5 separate regions of the Homo sapiens genome follow, and all the other regions are linked to region 2. Evidence: chromatin contacts called from ENCODE Hi-C or POLR2A ChIA-PET data. All regions are on one chromosome and are shown on one strand. Each heading gives the region's core, a stretch centred on a gene start or an enhancer-like site at or near the end of the contact. The rest is flanking DNA. Distances are from core to core; before and after follow the strand shown.

What was found. Hi-C counts contacts between places; a loop is a spot of excess contacts on that map. ChIA-PET counts read pairs that join two places held with the same protein, here RNA polymerase II (POLR2A). Pooled maps may share reads with other maps.
Region 1: a pooled map shows a loop between it and region 2 (2.8-fold over the local background). The contact joins the enhancer-like site here to the promoter of PRDM10 in region 2. A Hi-C loop is called at or near these places in 3 of 50 pooled maps. POLR2A ChIA-PET finds 5 or more read pairs at or near these places in 2 of 52 experiments (B cell and naive thymus-derived CD4-positive, alpha-beta T cell).
Region 3: a pooled map shows a loop between it and region 2 (6-fold over the local background). The contact joins the enhancer-like site here to the promoter of PRDM10 in region 2. A Hi-C loop is called at or near these places in 6 of 50 pooled maps. POLR2A ChIA-PET finds 5 or more read pairs at or near these places in 2 of 52 experiments (A673 and activated T-cell).
Region 4: a pooled map shows a loop between it and region 2 (4-fold over the local background). The contact joins the enhancer-like site here to the promoter of PRDM10 in region 2. A Hi-C loop is called at or near these places in 2 of 37 single-sample maps with no recorded cell type and 7 of 50 pooled maps. POLR2A ChIA-PET finds 5 or more read pairs at or near these places in 1 of 52 experiments (WTC11).
Region 5: a map of CD4-positive, alpha-beta memory T cell shows a loop between it and region 2 (7-fold over the local background). The contact joins the promoter of FLI1 here to the promoter of PRDM10 in region 2. A Hi-C loop is called at or near these places in 1 of 168 maps with a recorded cell type or tissue (CD4-positive, alpha-beta memory T cell), 3 of 37 single-sample maps with no recorded cell type and 8 of 50 pooled maps. POLR2A ChIA-PET finds 5 or more read pairs at or near these places in 1 of 52 experiments (activated B cell).

The regions. Positions count from the first base shown.
Region 1 is chr11:128,416,268-128,420,245 of GRCh38, reverse strand. The region is part of intron 1 of LOC124902789 (a long non-coding RNA gene); the gene reads right to left. Among named protein-coding and RNA genes, the nearest start is that of MIR6090, 100 kb to the left of the region's middle. Within about 2 kb of position 2,492, at least 2 of the 41 ENCODE cell types and tissues checked have a DNase peak (open chromatin) inside an H3K27ac peak, as active enhancers do.
Region 2 is chr11:130,000,590-130,004,396 of GRCh38, reverse strand. PRDM10 (PR/SET domain 10) reads left to right here and starts at 1,562. Exons shown (of 21, transcript NM_199437.2): 1 at 1,562-1,675. PRDM10-DT (PRDM10 divergent transcript) reads right to left here and starts at 1,773. Exons shown (of 1, transcript NR_024233.1): 1 at 1-1,773. RefSeq lists silencers at 839-1,228, 1,939-2,258, 2,269-2,318, 2,349-2,528 and an enhancer at 1,339-1,428.
Region 3 is chr11:128,049,403-128,053,000 of GRCh38, reverse strand. It overlaps LOC107984374 (a long non-coding RNA gene), which reads left to right. Exons shown (of 2, transcript XR_001748082.2): 2 at 1,295-1,418. Among named protein-coding and RNA genes, the nearest start is that of LINC02725, 45 kb to the left of the region's middle. Within about 2 kb of position 1,585, at least 2 of the 41 ENCODE cell types and tissues checked have a DNase peak (open chromatin) inside an H3K27ac peak, as active enhancers do.
Region 4 is chr11:128,480,657-128,484,692 of GRCh38, reverse strand. All of the region lies in intron 7 of ETS1 (ETS proto-oncogene 1, transcription factor), which reads left to right. Among named protein-coding and RNA genes, the nearest start is that of MIR6090, 40 kb to the left of the region's middle. RefSeq lists enhancers at 1,146-1,215, 1,586-1,635, 1,816-1,895. Within about 2 kb of position 1,877, at least 13 of the 41 ENCODE cell types and tissues checked have a DNase peak (open chromatin) inside an H3K27ac peak, as active enhancers do.
Region 5 is chr11:128,692,562-128,696,215 of GRCh38, reverse strand. It overlaps FLI1 (Fli-1 proto-oncogene, ETS transcription factor), which reads right to left and starts at 2,144. Exons shown (of 9, transcript NM_002017.5): 1 at 1,940-2,144. The coding sequence starts at 1,957. SENCR (smooth muscle and endothelial cell enriched migration/differentiation-associated lncRNA) reads left to right here and starts at 193. Exons shown (of 3, transcript NR_038908.1): 1 at 193-303; 2 at 2,825-3,561. RefSeq lists silencers at 1,113-1,242, 1,293-1,512, 1,553-1,602, 1,823-2,192, 2,876-3,015 and 1 more and a cis regulatory region at 1,924-2,656.

The sequences.
Region 1 (3,978 bases), core at 1,243-3,742, 1.6 Mb after region 2:
AGACATCATCCTTTTAACAACAATCACAGTAGTTAACGTTTATGGAGTGCCTATCATTTGCCTGGCATGATGATAACTGCTCTATGAGCATTAATGCATTAGTTTTTATAATGCACTGCTAAGGTAGGTATTATTGCTATCTCCGTTTTGGGAAAGAAGGCTCTGTGGCACAAAGGGATGAAAGAATGTACTGAGGTTTCCCCAGCAAGTACAGCTAGTGGGTGCTGGAGCTGTGATTTGAAACAAGGCAGTCTTCCTGTGGATCCTAAATCTCTCCCTTGGAGTTTAATTTTATTTATTCATTCATTCACTAAGTAACTACACTCATTCAAGCTACTGTCGTCTTTCACCTGGATAACAAGTAATAACAACTTCCTAAGTTGTGCCTTTCTTTTACACAGAGAGTTTCAACCTTGGTTGCACATTGGTATCACTGGAGAAAATTTAAATAACTAATCATCTCCCTCTCCTGCTTAAAACATTTCTTCAGATAAAGGATGAAAATCGCAACAAGGCCCACACTACATGGCTCTGCAACATCTGACCCTTTCCTTCTTACCAGCCTCATTTTGTACAACTCACCCCTCACTCTCAGCATGCTGCCGCTCTGGCTTTCTTAGCCTTCTGGACGACTGCATGCTATTTCTTGCCTCAGGGCCTTGACATGCTGACCACAGTTCTCTTCAGCTAACTGTTTGGTTGACTCCTATCCCTTCTTTACGCCTTAACTTGGTGCTGCTGATTACAACAATGGCCACCCCTTCCTGTGTCTACACTCTTACCCTCTTTAAAATGTGACTTTGCAGCTCCTTCCATGGCCGAGGGGTGAAGTCTCTTTTCCTACCCTGTGAATCTGGGCTGGCCTTGTGACTTGCCTTGGTCAATGAAATGCTGCAGAGTGGTGACTGTGCCAATTCTGAGTCTCAGAAGGCTTTGCAGGCCTGGGCTTACTCTCTTTGAACCCCACCATTACCCAGAAAGCCCAGGCTAGTCTGCTGGAGGATCCTGACTGAGGCTGTCCCAGACCAGCCAACTCCCAGCTGACCATAAACTCATAAGGAAGCACAGCTGAGATTAGAGCTGGGGTTGGATCAGCAGAACCTCTTAATTGATCCACAGACTTGTAAATGATAATTAAATCGTTGTTATTTTAAGCCACTTTGAGGTCTACTTACTATGAAGCAATAGATACCTGATACACTTAAATATCGCTTTCTATTTCTCTTCCAGCCTAGGCCTCATTTCTTCATTCATACCCGAAAAGGACATCTTGTACTTATTAATTGTGGCATTTAGGATAATTCTATAGAAGCTAAAAATTGGTAACTGATGCTTTTTTTCTTCCTGATTAAAGTTTAAGCTCCATAAGATTAATATCCATATCTGATTTGCTCACTGCAATATTTTTATCATCTAGCACTGTGTTTTGTACATAGTAAGTGCAAAATAAATATTTTTTATAAAATGAAAGCAAGAATGAATGAATGGATTCACTAAACACTTATAAAATACCTTCTATATATTGGGTACTGTCTAAGATTCTAAAGATATAAGAATAAATAGGGCATAGTCCTTGCTCTTAAGTTGTTCTCAGTTTAAAAGCTGAGACATGAATATATAAACAAAAATTATAAACCAAGTTGATAAGTGTAATTGAGGTTGTATTTAGTGTTTATGGAAGCAGGATAGACTAGGGTTTGAACACATCTGGAGAAAAGGTTTTTCTGGAAAATCCGTTACGGAGGAAATATTTGAGATGATAGTCCCACATCTGATGGGTGTATTGCAATGGGTATTCAAATACCAAAAGTGGTACTTCCACTGGTAACATGATTTTTCACAATGATAAATGAAGCTTGTTAAATTTCCATATGAGACAAAACGTAATCTTTCTTTGATTTACATAACAGTTGCAAAAATTCAAACTGTACAAAATCATGTATTTAAACTGTACAAAAACTAGATCCTAGGTGTTTATATGTAAATGGCATTAAGTGTTAGGCTCAGATAAGTTTAAATAGTTTTCATCCACATAAATGTATGGAGGGACATTTGAAGACCAGTTAGAATGTGGGGCAATTTTTCACTGCATGAGAATGCCTTACACGTTGCAGGACATCTAGCATCCCTAGCTATTTCACAATAAGTGACAGTGGCATCCCCTCTCGATATTGGGACAACTCAAAATTTTCTTCAAATTTCTAAAGCTCTTTTTACCAAGGTGGTGTCACATGTGCATAGAACTACTGATTTTAAAAAAGTTGCTTTGACTAATTAACATTACTGCTTTATGCAACTGCATTATTTGAAGGAACTTATGCTGTCTGCACAAATGTTCTAACGCTTACAAATTACTTTGGCATTATTGCCAAAAGATGATTCAACAGAGTTTCTTGACAGGGAAGGAAAGAATCTAAATACTCCCTTTCTATTTCTGGAAGCACGTAACCTTGAAATCTAAGCTGCTCACAAGAAGGATGTAGTTCAGAAGCTCAGCAAGCCCACATTTCCTCAGGACTGGAAACAACCAACTACAAATCTGTTTCATGGTTCTAGGCAACAGCAGCACAAAAACACATGAAACGTATTCTGAATAGAGCACATCCTCATTAACTTTTACTAATGGAGCTAGTCTGGATTAGTGAGAAGTCGTTGTTGTTATATATTTATAACATAACATAAGTAATTAAATAATTATTTAATAAATTATTTTAAAGGGTATATAACACATGAGCAAACATATGAACCCTTACATTATGTGAAATCACTGTGCTAGTTGCTTTGAGGGTATAAAGATGCCTAACAAATGTTTCTGATCCTCAAAGAACTGAACATCTCAATTTGGAGATAGGATATAATTATGCAAAATTAACAACACCAACTGCAAATGCCTAAGATACAGACAGTAAGGACTTTAGTAGTTCAAGGGCAGAGAGGGCTTTGAGAACTAGAGTGATCCAGGAAGGCTTCACAGAGGCTAGAGCTGGGCGCTGAAAGATAGATATGAATCAAGTAAAACAATTAAAGAGTGCATTCCAGGTGGAAGCAATGGCCTTGGCAAAGGCAAGGAGGCAAAATTTAAGTGTCATCTTACAGAGGTTATAAACAGACTTACCTGGCCAGAGAGGAGAGTCATACTAGGTAGTAGTAGTCTAGTGCCAGAGAGTGAAGCATGTTTAATACCAGGATAAGATATCAGAACTGATTTTTTTTTTCTTTTGAGGAAAGAGGGGTCATTTAACATTTTAATCAAGGGAGTAAAAGAGTAAGAAGTTATTTAGGTGTTGGAGGGAAACCTTTCTTTCCACCCTGTGTTTGTATTTCATTATGGATAAGTCTGTAGCAGAGAAATACTCCTGGCTTTTTAGTCTCCCAACTCAAACCTCTCCAGGGAAGAAGGAATAATATTTTCCAATTGAGAATTTGGGAGATAAACTTGGGGATGCATAATTCAGCACCTTCCTTCCTCATCTCCTGAGATATTGCTGCAGAGCGAACACATCCTTGTTGCTTTGCACTCTAGCTTTTACCGACATAGGTCCATGTGGAGAGGCCTGTGTCCAGATGTGCTTGTGATTGGGTGAGCAGGTCTGTTTAATTCAGAATAAATTACTTGCATAGTCACTAGCTGTAAACCTCAGCTGGATTCTCTGAAATGGATTTTATCTATAATAAAACTGACATTTTAATCCCTACTTGTCTAACTTAGGTGTTTCTCTCTTAATTCCAACTTGGGTAGAAGATGACTGGTGCCTGTTAGCCTCTACCACATAGAAGATAAAATATCCAATTAGACAGAGGTAAAAGAAAATGGTTTCACCAATCCAAAGGCCCATTAAAAAGTCCTCCAAAGAAAGCTTATGCTTCATATACCTTGGACTTGGAAATTAGGTTGGCCCTGAAATAATCAAGGTCCCAGGGTAGCAAATAGAAAAATTTTAGGATGCTTTAGATCACATGTTGACAAACTGTGGCCCA
Region 2 (3,807 bases), core at 313-2,812:
AACAAAATGGTAGACTAGACGCAGTGGCTCACATCTGTAATCCCAGCAATTTGGAAGGCCAAGGCGGGAGAATCACTTGACGTTAGAGTTTGAGACCAGCCTGGCCAACATGGGGAAACCCCATCTCTACTGAAAATACAAAAATTAGCCGGGCGTGGTGGTGCATGCCTGTAATCTCAGCTACTAGAGAGGCTGAGGCAGGAGAATCGCTTGAACCCGGGAGGCAGAGGTTGCAATGAGCCCAGATCTCACCACTGCACTCCAGCCTGGGCAACAGAGCGAGACTCCGTATCAAAAAACAAAACAACAAAACAAAACAAAAAACAGTAAAGAGAATACTATTGAGTTAATTTTACAGTTTTTCACGCTGTGGGTGTTTTCTATTCTCGTCTTTTGCTTAGCTGTCCTGTCTCCCTCTTTTTCTCAGGCAATAGTTTAGGATTTTTGTAAGTTATATTGTCAGTACTTCTCATTTAAGTTCCAGACAGTGTGCTAAGCAAAGCACTTTACTCGGTAAAGTAAGAGCTCACTTAATCTTCAAAATAACGTAGCAAGGTAGATATCACGAACATAGCAAGGTAGATATCACCGAAGGGAAAACCGCTCCCCGAAGGTCCGAAGGTCCAAGGTCTCTCTGCCATCTAGCTGCCCTGCGTATTGCCTGCCAGTGGGTAGTTGGAGCTGGGTATCTCTCCAAAGCTGGGCTCTTGGCTGCCCTTTGTGAAGGCAATTTTAAGGGACAGCAGGATGTGGAAGCCTGCGGTTAAGGAGTGAGCTGAGTCACTGGGTAACCAGTGTTGAATAATGTTTCTCAATGTCTGAAATGACACTCACTTCCTTTCCAGATTGGTAGAGGAGAAAAAAGAGGCGCAGTGAAAGCGCTCTCAAGGTGCGGTGGGTCAGGGTGATAGGCGGCGCCCGGCCGCTCCCTGGGGGTCCTGAGGGCGAGACCCCGGCAGGCTCCCGACTCCGGGAGCCGGGCGGGAGTTCGGTTTTCGCCGGCGCTCCACGGCCAGGCCACTTCGGAGGCAATCTGTGGCGGGGCGGGCGGACGCGAGGGCCGCCTCACCCCCGCGCGTCTTCCGGGACACCGGGCCCTCGGGCGCGCGGGAGGCGGGCTTAGCACGGGCGCAGGCTGCCCTCGGCGCCCGAGACACCCAGGCACAGCTGGAAGCTTCCTCCCCGTTAGCACGCGGGCCGCAGCGGGGGCTTGACCCCAATGCGAAGAGTCGGGTTTTCTGATTGGCTGAGAGTAGAAACGCAGGCGAGCGCCGCCTGAGACCCGCTCTGCGATTGGGTTTTACACGAACAGCAGAGCACGAAATAAAGAGGCCTTCAGTCATTGGGCCATTATGTGAATCTCCTTTTGGCTTCTCTGCAGACTGAATAAGCGTCTCAGGATCTTCGTCATGACTCCTAAATCTGGGCCTGTCAGTTCGCCCCAGCGTTTCTCGTCTCTAGGCACGGCATGGGGCTTACAGAGTTTAACCAATCATATAACGTCGAGATCAGGTTGCCAGGCAGATTATGCTAATAAGACCCCGCCTTTTATGCTGCTCCCACTCTGCGGCGGGAAGAACCACCTGGAGGTGGCGGGGGGGGTTGATTTCTATCACCCCTAGGGAGAGAGGATCGGGGACCCGCTGATCTTCCAGCTCCCCTCACCCAACGTCGTGTAAGTACCTAAAGGATTAAGGGAACCAGATAAGCCAGGGTCCAGACTACCCCATAGACTGGGAGGGTGTTTCGTCTTTGCTTAGTCCCACCCAAAATGGCGCCCAGCTCTTTCCGCGTCTCAGAGCCCGGCCGGGGCCAACCGACCGCGGACCCGGGTGGGGGGGGAATTGATGGTGGTGGTGGGGGGGAGAAATCCCGGCGGCACCGCCCGATGGTACAGTCCAGCCGGGGCTGGGACGAGGCACCTCACTCGGGGTGGGGGGTCAAACCATCTGCACCTTCCAAGGGGAAGAGGGCAAGGCCCCCTCCAGCAGGCCCTCCTGGCGCCGCGTTCAGCGCCGGCCTCGGCGTCTCGTCGCCCCTGCCTTCGCCGCGCGCAGCCTCCCCCTGCGACCCCCGAGTGGCTCGCACGCTCCGCCGGCCGCGCGCACCTCTCCTCCCCTGCCCGCGTTGGTTGGGCCGGGACGGCGGTTGGGCGGCCTGCGCGCTCCGGCGGCGGCGGTTGCGCGGGCGCTCCGGGCGCGGCGGGCAGGTCTCCGCCGGCCGGGAGCCGAGCACCGGGGGCTGGGGGCCGGGCGCCGGGCTGGGGGTGGCAGTGCGGGCAGGGCTCCGGGGCTGGCCGGTTGCGGGCGCGTGGGGCGGAGGGTCCTGTTCGATGGGGCGCCCAGCTTTGTCTGCGGAGGCCGCGCCGCCCACTTGCCATCGATGGCTGGGCCCCCGGCCTGCCTTCCCAAGCTAGCGTCCGGGACCGGGGCGGGGGGCCGGCCCGCAGGGGTGTGGGGTGGCCCCTGCGGGTCTGTCCCGTGGCACCGCGTCGGGGCTGGCCGGGCGGAGGCGGAGGCCGAGGCCGGGGTCGCGGCCCTGCCCCAGTCCGCCTGCACCCAGGGTGCAGCGCAGAGGCAGGGCGAGGCCGGTCGGCGCTCGGGAGAGGGCTGATGGTGTGCACCTCTCCAGCCCCTCGCCAGCTTTTGTTAAGCAGGTTTAACCCTGCAGCTAGGTGTTGATACTCTACTAAGTAAAATGGAATATTCCCCGTCTGCCCTCCAGCCACGCGAACGCAGCGCTGTTGAATTTGTGTGCGCGCCTTTAGCCTTGCTTGGTGGATGAGTTGGATTTTAGTGCATTTTCAATCAATGTGCGTGTACACTTAAGCACAAGGAGAGGTGGCTTTGTGCTGTCATCGAGGATTAGATGTGTGATGAGACCCACCCAGCTCTGCCCTGTGCCCTAATTCTGCTGCTTTGCCTGTTGAAACCTTGCCTGTCTCGTCACCCCAAATTCTCTAAACTTAGCAGTACTTAACCTTTATTAAAAACAGCAGAATCACTCATGACTGTTTTGTGGCCTCTTTTTCTGACCTGTTCTCTTTGTTTCTATCACTCCTCCATCGCTGTAAGGCAAGAAGGTGTATTATTACATTGTATTTTTTTTGTATCTTCCTACCATTCCAGCATCACAATAGCTTCCACTTTGATGAGCAGTACTTATTTGTTGTTCTAGAATAGAGAAAACAAGATTTTTTTTTAAAATTAGGATTGGTTGGGGGCAAAGCAGCGTTTAAACAGTGTTTATTCAATATGGGGTATTTAGAAAGGAACTTTGCTAGGTTTATTTAGGAGACAGGGTCTCTGGTTGCCCAGGCTAGAGTGCAGTGGCGCGATCTTGGCTCACTGCCGACTCGACCTCCCGGGCTCAAGGGATCCTCCTGCTTCAGCCTCCCTAGTAGCTGGGACTACAGGCGTGCACCACCACGCCTGGCTAATTTTTCTACTTTTTGTAGAAACGGGGTTTCATCATTTTGCCCAGGATGGTTACGAACTGCTGAGCTCAAGCAATCCTACCGCCGCAGCATCCCTAAGTGCTGGGATTGCAGGCATGGGCCCCCGCGCTCGGCCTTTAGGTTTACTTTTACAATAAATTGAGGTGAAGTTGACACAGAATGAACCATTTTAAAGTGAACAGGGACGTTTAGTGAAAGGATTACATTTTTGTTTGTTTTGGATCAAGACAAATGTCTTGTGCCTTCTACCCCGTAAGCTCCCACTCTGCTATGCTGTTCCTCGTTTTGCAAGGCAAAATTGTTTTGCTTTTTCAAAGAATTCATTTTTAGTTTTTCTAATATTTTGTAGC
Region 3 (3,598 bases), core at 336-2,835, 2.0 Mb after region 2:
TGAGAATAAAGATATTGTATATTCAGTGGCACTGACATTTTTATGCCTCTTAACGAAAAGGGAAACAACTTTCTGGGACTGGTTGAAAGGATAAGGAAGCAGAGAACACCTTCACGGCCTTTAAGGAAGATAGGGGATTTGAGTAGGAAGTTGTATAAGGAAGGAAACATCAAGTCCTATATTTTGGGTGAATAAAGCAAACTAAGTTGCATCAGCCTGGGCAAAGAATGTTTTGAGTGAGGAAAATAAATGAAATAGCAATTGAAAACAGAAAAATCCAGTAATGATTTCTTTATTACCTGAAATACTTGAGATTTTTCAATGTTTTCACTCTCAACGTTTTCAACAATTTTCAGAACTAAAGGTATTTTAAAACTTGTATTAACTGTTGAAGGCTACTTGAGGATGCATAGGATTGAAGCACTGGTAGGTGTCTAGCTTAATAGCACATCTCAATAGCACATCTTGTATTTATATAATACAGCTTGAGGATTTCAACAGGTCTCTCAAAATGACCCCCTTCAGCAGCCCAGTCCACCTCCAAGTGCCCTCTTCTAAACAACTGAAAATAAGCAGGAAACAATTTCTTGTTATCGCTGGGAAAGAGATAGTTCTATTTCCCGAGTAATCGGTTTCCATGCATAAACAGCAAGAAAATATTCTTTTTGCCATTCTGAACCTAAATCACTCTTGCTGTAATTTATGATCATTTTCTCATATTCCATATTAAATAAAAGTGGAAAATAGCTCACTATTTCTTTTATTATAAGATTGTAGTTGACATCAGTAGATAATATCCATTCGACTGTATTCAGAGGAGTGGAAGGACAGGTGATTTTATCTAACATGGAACCATAGCCCCCAAATATGATGGAGCTGAGTAAAATCACTTGGTGGCCTGCCAGGAATGACACCACAGAAAATGTCATCAATGGTAATAGCAACAATAATATCTAGCTCCTCAACAGCATTTTATAATTTTGGAGAATATTTTCACATAAATCATCACATTTGATAGCCTTTTAAATTTTTATTTTAAAATGTATTTAACTTATTGAGAACTCTTACCTCACAATCATGCAAGCCACTTAAAATTTCCAGAAAGAAAACATAAATTTCCTATGAACTCAGCACTCTTCCCTGTTTGTCACTTTTGCTTTTGTTTCTCATGGATTTCATTCTTCTCTTCTCCAAAGTATTTCATCCTTATTTTGGTTCTTTCCTGTTCTCTTTTGCACACTCATCCGTCTGATTTCCAAGAACGTGATTCTCTTCTTTTATGTTTCCCCCCAAGGAAATGAAAGAAGAGTTTTGAAGAGACAGCTGCCCTCCATGCTCACGGCAGCATCATTCAAAACAGCTAAGATGAAGAAACAACTAAAAAAGTCTGTTGAGAAATGAATAAAGAAATACAATAATTTGTTTTTTTCTTCTTCCCACTTTCAACTTGTGAGACCCCATCACTGCCTTTTGGACTCTTGCTTCTTTTCTGATTCATGTTCCTGTTCACCATCACCTGCCCCACAGCACCCTCACAGGAAAAGAAAAAAAAAAGCCAAAACAAAACCGATCTCTTTGTTCACTGGATCAAAAGTCTTTTATTATAGTGCATTCAGACATTCAGAATACATATATGAGGCCTGCTATTCCTCACATGTTTGAGGGGAAGCAAGTAGTGTTTTTTACTTTTATTTTCTTTTGCCCTTGTTACTACCAAAACTACACACACACACACACACACACACACACACACACACACACCCTGTGTGCATGAATCTGCAGAAACTATTTTGTGAGTTCCTTTTACTATTTTACTGAGACATAGCATTAGTCTCACTTGTTGGTGGAAAATATTTGTATTTATCAAGGAACCTGACATCAGAAACCAGCTGGTCAATCTTACTTGCTTTCTAGTTGAGTCAACTCTATGTTGTTGAAAGGTCATAGGATTTGGGGAAAAAAAAGACAAAGATTTAGGCCAAAAAGACCTGTCACTCACTGGGACATGGATCAGACACTGAGTCCTCCCTGGGCACCAGTCATCTCTTCTGTGGAAGGGAAACCCTGCTTTCTGCACTGCCTCTCTCATGGTGATAAAAGGAATAATGGGATCGTGAATATAAATGCTTCATAAACTCTGAAGTTCTATAGGTTAAATTAAATAAGCTGGAGGCCACTAGCCTGAGTCTGTCTCCATACTTTGAGTTCCTACGTAGCAAAGTACAACCTAACTTAGCACTTAAACCTAACTTAGGAGTATAATAAACAGAAGTGTTTCAGCCAGTCACAGGCAGTCAACTCATCATACCGTACTCAAATAAGGCAGACATCTTAGCTGTGGCCAATAAAATGATTCTTCTACTTTACTTCTGTGTCTGCCAATAAAAGCTCGCTGCTCACTCTCCTAAAAAAAAAAAAAGCTCTCTGAACCTCTTCTGATTCTTAGAGTTGCCTGACGCCTGAATCATTTTTTGCTCATGTAAATTCTTTTAAATTTAATTTGCCTGAAGTTTTTCTTTTAACATATGCCTGAATATGATTCTTGATCATTTTTAAAGCCCCAAGTTTTAATTTGCAATGGTAGTATATCACAGTGGTCAGGAATATATAGACTTTGAAGGCAAAACGTCTGAGTTTATATCCAGGTTTTGCTGTTATAGTAGTGTGACCTTGCGCAAGTCATTACTTAACTTCTCTATGCCTCAGTTTTCTCATAATAATGGCACCTACATTAAAGGGTCATTATAATCCCATTACTAGTGGATATATGCAAAGTAGTTAGAAAAGTAGTAGGTACTTTATAAAGTCACCTGCTATTTTATTGTTGTTGTTAGTTTTTGTTATTTTATTTATTTTCATAATTTCATTTTTAACTTCTTTCTCTCCAAAGCACGAGCTAAAGATCTTTGTTGGCCTATGTTCAATGCCCACGTCTTCAGGACGGTTGGAGCTTCATCTTTATGGCTTACATTTTATGTTACTGATTCACACTTTCACTTCTGGGTGATTTTTCCTTATTGGTGTTCCTAGTGCCTTTGTTTTATTATTGTGAATGTGGTGTCATCTCCGGAAGACCAGATTGTGTTCAGCCTGCACACCATTTATCTCTTTAGCTTCTTTACTTCCCTCTTCTTCAGAATCTGACAGGTAAATTCTAATAGGAAAGCTTCAAACCCATAGAGATGGCTCTACATGAAGTGTTACTCATCAATCCCTCTGGTATTTTTTCACTGAAGCTTCGCTCATGGAGGTCTCCTGGTTTACAACACCTTCCTGTATTTCAGAAGCCTCTATGGCACAAAAGAGTTATGCATTGTCTTAGACAGAAAATAATTGTTTGATCAATCAGATCTTTGTGGATGAGCAACCTTTGATTTTTTCCTTTGGGCCTATTTTCCATTTTCCTTGAAGTTCACAGAAAACCAATCACCATCTCTTTGCTCTTGTATACCCTGGCTGCATTGTTTATCATTCCTGTTCTTCTTGTCAGACTTCATGGCAAGCTTAGTCTTCAATTTACAATCTTGTCCTTCTGTTTCTCTCAAAAAATGTTCCTAATGCCTCCTTTCTTCCTTTCTTCTAACTTTTTCAACTTTCT
Region 4 (4,036 bases), core at 628-3,127, 1.5 Mb after region 2:
CTTAGAGTGTCCAGATACTAAGAACTTTCCATCGTGGTGTTTTAGCCAAGTCCATTATTATGACAAAGGCCATGGGGTCCACAGTGAAATCAAAATCAGGCAATCTAAGAAATTAAATATCTTACTTGGGCAAAATGTTTTACTCAATAACTCTAGTTGAATTTGGTCATTTTGAAAGGTATGCTCTATTTTCCTTGAGGAGGACATAATCAAGTAAAAATGGTTCAAGTGGCCACCCTGGAAAACCCTTAAGCTTAGCATGTGTCCTGGTGCTCCTCCCAGAGGACTCCTGGGTCTGACTGTAGATCCTAGCTGGGTACCTGGAATGACCTCTGCTGGCCAGCCTGGGATCTTTAGCCTCCTGTGACTTTTTCGGTTTGGGAAGATACAAGATGGTTAACCAACGGTTTATTTGGAACCAGTCATCAGCAGTGTGGTGAAGTGTGTATTTAGCTAGAGGACCAGGGACGGAGGTGGCCAGGGGTTTCCAAAAGAAGGTAGTTTTGTTAACGTGACTATTATAATAGTGATAAAATATTCACTGTCAGGGAAGAAAGTGTTTAAAAATAGAGCTGGGTGACATAAAGCAAAAAAGGTAAAATGCACCCAATTTTTAGGAACAGGACATAAACACTCAGAGGTACAGCCTACCTAGTAAAGTGTCCAGATTGTTTTGTTTCTGAGAAAAATGCAATCTATTGTAAGAAAGGGTTTGTCTATTTAGCAAGAGCTAGATGATTTCTAAAAAGGTGAAAAACCTGACTTTTCTGGTGGGTAAATGGGAAAGAATTATAAATGGGAAGAGGAACAGGAGAAAGCTGATCAAGCGGGGCTTGGGTCAGATGTCAGGCTGGGGCTGGCCTATTAGTGATTTCTGCTCAATGACTGACCATATGCGGTGCCTATTGTGAGGCTCTTGGAGGAGAGCCCAATGGTACCTTTACTTTGAAGAATCATGGGTCATGCCCATTGTCGTCTTCTTCGAGTATTCAGACTCACACTTCCTCCTAGCAGGCCTAGGGATCACCAACAAGCCCTGCAGAGGGAAAGTCCCTGCAAAATCAGAACCCCTAATCTTCCTTCTTAAGGCCCCAGGGTGTTAGTGTTTCAGACCGAAGGGGATGGGTGGGACCAGTCGGCCTTCCCCTTTCTGGCTCTTTTTTATTTTTGGGTGCATGTCTATTTAAATACATACACACAAGTGTGTGTACATGTGTTTCTTTTTTATCAGGCGAGTCAAAGCATTAAAACGACTTTCTTCCTTGTGGGACTTTCTGTACATCTACACAGTGAGGCCAAGCCTGTGGGTTTGGGCTCAGCCATGTTGTAACTTTGGGTCGATCTCCTGTCACATTGTTTTGAAATTGCATCTGGCTTTGCATTTGTGTAATTGTCTCTTTCCCTCTCCTTTTCTTCATTCTTGGTTTTGGTCCCTACCACCCCTCCAACCCCAAACTAATGACTGTGGACCAAAAGTGACCCTTACAAGGAGACATGAGGTATTTCTTTCTGGCTCCACTCTTCTTCCCTCCCTCCAAGTTCAGGCCACAGAAACTTGAGGGGAAGACCATTTTGTGCAGGGCTGTTTTCTGCATGTTAGAAGTGCTGCAAACAGGGCCTATGCAAAGGGCCAATTGATTCTGAGATGCTGTGATTGGTCTAGACCGAAAGCATTACTGTTAGCTGATTGTTATTTATACTAACCATAGTACAGTATTCACGGGCTGCATTACAGCGTACAGAGTGCTTCTATGCCCCACTTATTTGGGCCCTAAGGACTGTCTTTGTACGAGTCTACTCAGTGGGTGGCTGGGTGCTGCCGCATCTTCTGTTTTGAGTGCTCTGAGGTCTGTTTGGTGGACTCAGATAGCTTTGGAAGGAGCTCGCCGAGGCCCTTCTCAGAAAGGCTGGCTAGTGGACAGTTTAGAGAACACAGGTTTCCCTACATGAGCGCAGCAGCATAACTGAGTATCTAATCCAGTTGGATTCTACCCATTTTTGGAGAAAATACCCGTAAATGAAGGTTCCCAGCACCAGGGTTGTGAAATCGAGCTAAAATGAAAGCTGCCTACCGCTGTAAACCACAACTCTCAACAGGGTTGCATTTGCCTCATGTTTGGGGGGTTGCCAGAGACTGGTTCTGGCTTGGTTTAGTCCCCTTGCTTAGTGGGACTCCTTGGAAACTCTACTATCTTGCTTGTGAAAATTCTGATGTCCTTTTTCTCCAAGTATAAAATTGGCTGATAGAAATGGAATCATTTCAGAGAGACTTTAGCATAAATACTATCGACTTGGTGCGGTGTTGATGAAAATATAAATTCTCCTTCTTAGGCTTTTGGTATGTTTGTCTCAAAGAGAAAATAAGTGACCATGAAGATCAGTAGCTGGTATGAACAAATACCTTTTTATGAGACGCCACAGAATTTCCTGTTCTGCTAAAACAAGGCTTTGACATTCTGGTTGTAGGCTGTTTTCTTAAATCATTTAGTGTGAATTTCTTGAAAGAAAATTAAATGATCTCTAAAAAGGTGAAAAAGATGACTTTTCTGGTGGGTAAATGGGAAAGAATTTTTAAGAATTATAAAGAAATATATATTCATTTTTAGTAAGAATGAAGAGGTGCCCTTTTGCTAGTGGACTGGGTGGGCAGGGCTGATAACTCCATGAAGCTCTTCAGTTTGCTTTCCAGAGATTACCCTCCTCTGAATGGATGAGTGGAGGAAGGAATGAGATGAAACGGATGACACCACCTTTCTGTTTAAAGCAGTTCCAGAGGGGGTCAGGATGTAGAGAAAACCCACAGCAGTGGATTTTACAAAAAGTACACACTCAACCGAATACATTTTATCCGGATCTTTAAACAATGTTGGGAGCAACATATTTTCCTATATATTTAATTTAGGTTTGGGCATCTGTTCATGTTTGATGTTTATTGTTTTAACCAATCTCCGCTGTCATGGAGGGAAAAATACACTGGAGGCACACTAATATGAAGTTGTATAAGTCAGCCTTATTCTGGGATTTGAAATTTATAGATCAACCACCCCTGAACAATTAAGAGTTGACTTACGGATATTTCTCCGTAAACATTTGTCACATCCCTTTGCCTTTTGGCCTGTGCTGAATTGAGGTGACCATCTAGTCTCCTATGATTTAACTTAGGTTACTTGAAAAGTATCTGAAAGTTGCATATAAAAACCATTCCTGCGAGCCTTTTTCGCTCTTAGATTCATTTGTTTTCCTCCAAAACTATTTTTTTTTTTTTTTTGCTAGCCTCCTTTTTAGTGGCATTTTTGCCAATGGAAATTTCTCCAGGAGCTATTGTGCAATCATAGCAGCTGTTTATAACCTGGTTTGGGAAATTAATGAACTTGCATGATCTTGTGGTCAGTTAAGAATGCCTTAAGCAACTCACACAGTAAAGGATTTCTGACACTGCTGTGGACCTTAACTCTTTAATAAACCTTTTAAATATTGCCTACACTTTTCCAATGAAGTTTAAATTTCAAGTACATAATTTTACTTGGAGAGGATAAAGAATATGGTTTTCTGTTTAGAAGAGTGATAGTGTGTGTGATTTTAAAAAATCTCTTGGGAAAAGCATCTTACACCATCTTACTCTATTTGAAAAGGCATAGGGTCAGTACATGTATTTCATATTAAAATAGTATTTGGGAAAAATGCTAAAAAATAGCACTTAGTTCCAAGGTCAAAACAGGCTAATCTGCTCTTAGTCTAATGGGATTCTTTTTTCTTATGACCAAAATGTTTTCCAAACTGGGCCTTTTGAAGTCATCTCATTGGCTTGAGCTGGAGTGGGGAATTCAGCCTGACATTGCTCTGATTTCTTCATTTATTCATTGGGCCTACGACATCAGCCAGAAATCATATCATAACATGTGTGATCCTCAGCTTCTAGATTTCTGGCTTTAGAACTCTTGAGGACCCAAACGCTACTCCGACAGATGTGAGCAACGTTTGACTCTGAATCTCTGTACTTGGAGTTCTCAAACCAGGCAGCAGAGTGGCCGTGGAC
Region 5 (3,654 bases), core at 895-3,394, 1.3 Mb after region 2:
GTTTGGAGGAGCTCATGGCTCCTACCACCCACAAAAAAAGGAAGGACTTTCACTCCCATCCTTGGCCTGAAGTGTCAGGTTCCTGCTCTAAGCCTGTTCTCGAGGCCTGCCATGCCAATCCCTGTGTGTATCTAAAGAGGTTAGCACATCCTGGGTACACAGACCACAGCTTCCTCCTTTTGCTCAGGGCCTGTGCGTAGAGTTTAAGCAGTGTGGAGATATTTCTTCACTTTTCCTTAGGGTGTCCACATCAAGACCCTGAGGCCATCTTACCACCCTTCTGGATCAGAAGAGGCCTTCAGAGTAAGTGGTAACTGTCCTGATTGGGGCGAGGGAGTTTTCTAGAGGGGAGCATCTCATTACTAAACCCAGAAATACAGAGACACTTGCATGAACACATCAACAGGAAGCAGAGAAACAGGCATAAAATGGCCCAATGACCCCCACTCTCGGGTCTTTGCAGGAATCCCCTCTCACCTACTTCTCACCTACTCACTTTGGGTTTGAGGAACCCAGGCTCTTATAGGCTCTTATAGCTCCCTTTAACCCATCACAGTCAGTTATCTCATCTCCAGATTTGCAAGTTCCTTCGGTTGGTGTCTTTTACCTAAGTCAGCATATTTCAAACTTTCATAAAAAAAACTTAGAAAATAAAAACCACGACCCCACCCAGAAGATAAAAATCTCTTGAATTCTCTGAGCCCAACATCTTAGCCTTCTCTTGCTGAGCCCTGAGCAGGGAGTCGATTCTTTCGGGTTCTGGGGAATGGCGGGCTCTGCCAGTCCCCACCTCGCCAGCCTAATAGTTTTTCCAGACAGACTCCCGCTTGGTGTTGCGCGGCAGCCTCGAAGCTAACCCCTGGTCCCATTCATTCCCCTAGGTCCTCTAAGGCCCGTCACGTTAGGGGGTGTCCCTCCTCTCTGCTCCTGGCCCTACTTGGCGAACCCTTTCAGAGACAGCAGTCAACTTTTCTGAAGTGAGACGCGAACCCAAACCCTCACCTTTCCGCCTGGGTTGCACTTTGCAACCTAGACCCAGGCTTGGCGGCGGCGGCTGGGGTGGGAATGGCCGGGCGGGCGCGGGGCGCGGGCTCACAGCCGGCCCCTGCAACGGAGGCGGCTCCGAAGGACGCAGGACCCTTTCGGAGGCGACAGCTCCAGGAGCCCTGGTCCTGGAGCCGGCGCACGCCTAGGCGCGAAGGGCGGGGGCTCGGGGCGCTAGGGATCTGTGCGGACGGGGGCTGGGGAAGGTTCCCCGCCGGAGAGGCGGCGAGGCCGGCCCAGGAGTCCCGCGGAGCCGGCGGCTCTCCAGCGCCTAGAGCCGGGCGACTGAGTGCCGAGAGGAAGGGAAAGCGCTGACATGTAAACAGGGGCTTCCATCTGGAGGAGCCCGCTCAGATAGATCCCCCGACACACTCACTTGCACCCCTACCCTCGTGCAACGAGGCCACTTACCCACCCCAGGGCCCACCAGGCAGGGACCCGAGCCCGGGCGACTGCAGCCCCCGCCCCCGCCGTGTTCCGCCTCTGCGGAGAGGAAGCCCAGTGCCTAGCGCTGGGGCCACGGGAGCCCCGGGTGTCGGTGGGAGTGGTGGACCCCGAGGTCTCTCGCCCTTGACTCCGTTCCGTACCCTGGGGTCCCCCGGTTTCCCGCCGTCCCCTCCTGCAGCCCCGGCGGGCAGCGAGGTGGGAGGGGGGCCGGGGCTCCACTTTGGGGGCTGGGATTTCGGGGGAGGGTCGCCCTCAATGCGGGCGCCTGGCCGGCTGGCCCGCGAGTAGGACTCGCCACCCGAGCGCCGGAGGAGCCGGCGCGAAGCCGGGGCGCGGAGGGAAGGGAGAGAGGCCACGTCTTCCGGGACGCGGGCCCCGCACCTACCCGCCCGCCGCTTCGCCTCCCCGGCCGGTCCCCGCCGCCCGCGTCCGTTGCCCCGCCGCTTACCTTAATAGTCCCGTCCATTTGGCCAAGTCTGCAGCCGAGCCCCCCAATATTCCACACATTGACCCGGTTACAGCCTGACCTCGCAGCCCCTTCGGATTAGCCCGGCGCGGCCTCCCTGGCGCCCTGGGCCCTCCCTGCGTGCCCCCTGCGAGCGCCCTGCCCTCACTCCCCTGTGCACGTTTGTTGTTGTAGCGGAGCGAAAGAGACAGTTAACCGGATGAAACTTTTTTTTCAGCTAATTTTGGGAAGTGACTTCACTTTGCGAATCGGGGAGGAAGTCCTATCTCTCTCTCTCTCTCTCTCTCTCTCTCTCTCTCTCTCTCTCTCTCTCTCTCGCCTCGAGCTCTCCTCTCTCTTCTCTCCCCTCTGCTCTCCCTCGTCTTCCCTCCCCCCCCACACCCCCTCTTCCTCCCCTGCTGGTCCTGCTTTTCGCATCACACACTATATAAATATACGCGGAGATGCCCAGACACATTCATGCGCTGCGCACACAGGATACTTGCTCCTGGGAGATAAGAGCTAGCCGGGAACAATGACGGGGTCCACGCCCAGCGTCCGCGCCCTGATTCCCGAAGTCTGAACCTCCCCCCATCACCTTCCCCCAAAATCCAAAGCCAAAGACCTTTGGCTTCTTTGCTTTTCCTGAGGCGGTTGGCCGAAGGTGGCCCTCCTGACTCATTCACTTTCCGTTTCTTCCCACAGATACGTTCATTAATGCTTTTTCCAGCCGGAGACAAACTTTTTGGGGGTGGGGTAGGGGGGGTATGGAGGGAGAGTTGGCTAGGGCTGCGGGTAACCCAGCGCCTACTGCCGGGGAAGACTCGGACGAAAACCGAGGCAAACCAACCATTAAAAAGTGCATCCAATAAGAATTTTTCCACTCAGGCCCTCCGCTGCCGAGACGCGGCAGACTCCCAGAGCGGCTCACCCACTCATCGAAGCGGATTCTGGGCGGTTTCGGGCTGACCCGCGCTGTCAGGGCGCGGACTCCATTCCGGGCGCATTGTTAGGAGAAGGGGCCCCTCGGGGCGGCGCGCCTCGACCCTGGGCTCCCGGTGCCCGCAGAGGGCGGAGATCCGCGGCGCCCTAGGCCACCTATCCGCATCTTCTCGAGCCAAACCCCCAGCGCTTACCCGGACCCGACGGCCCAAGCACTGACTCCCAGGCAAGAGTCGCCCTTCCTGGTCCCCAGGGAACTGACACTACCGCGGGACGTTCCCTCTAGGACAGTCAGCAGGTCCCAGGAGCGCAGCACGCAACAGCGCAGAGCAGACCCAGACTTTTCCCGGGGTGAGACCCGGAGGCCCGCGCTCTGGACCGTCCTCCCTACCCAGCCTGGAGGCCGGCGTTCCCCGGCCCAACCCGGAGACCTCCCCGCCTCCCTCCTGGGCCGCCGCGCGCCCCAGTTGGAGCAGCCTCGAGGGGCTGGGCCCTTTCGGCCGGACTCCCTTCTCCCGGACATCCAAAACAGGTTACCTTGTCCACGCTCTCCGGACCACGCTTTGGACTTGCTCACTTTTATTTAAGAGTCCGACGGGGGAAAGAGGGAAAAAAAATCCAGAGGAGATCCAAGTCAATTGGAAGAAAAAATTTCAAAAGGGTGTCCACAGAGGCGAAAAAAGGTGACTTATTAATTCTTTATTTCTTCAGGAGCAATTGAGCCCGAGAGCTCACTCGTCTCCCTCCCTCCCCCTCCCTCTCTAGAAATTAGTCTC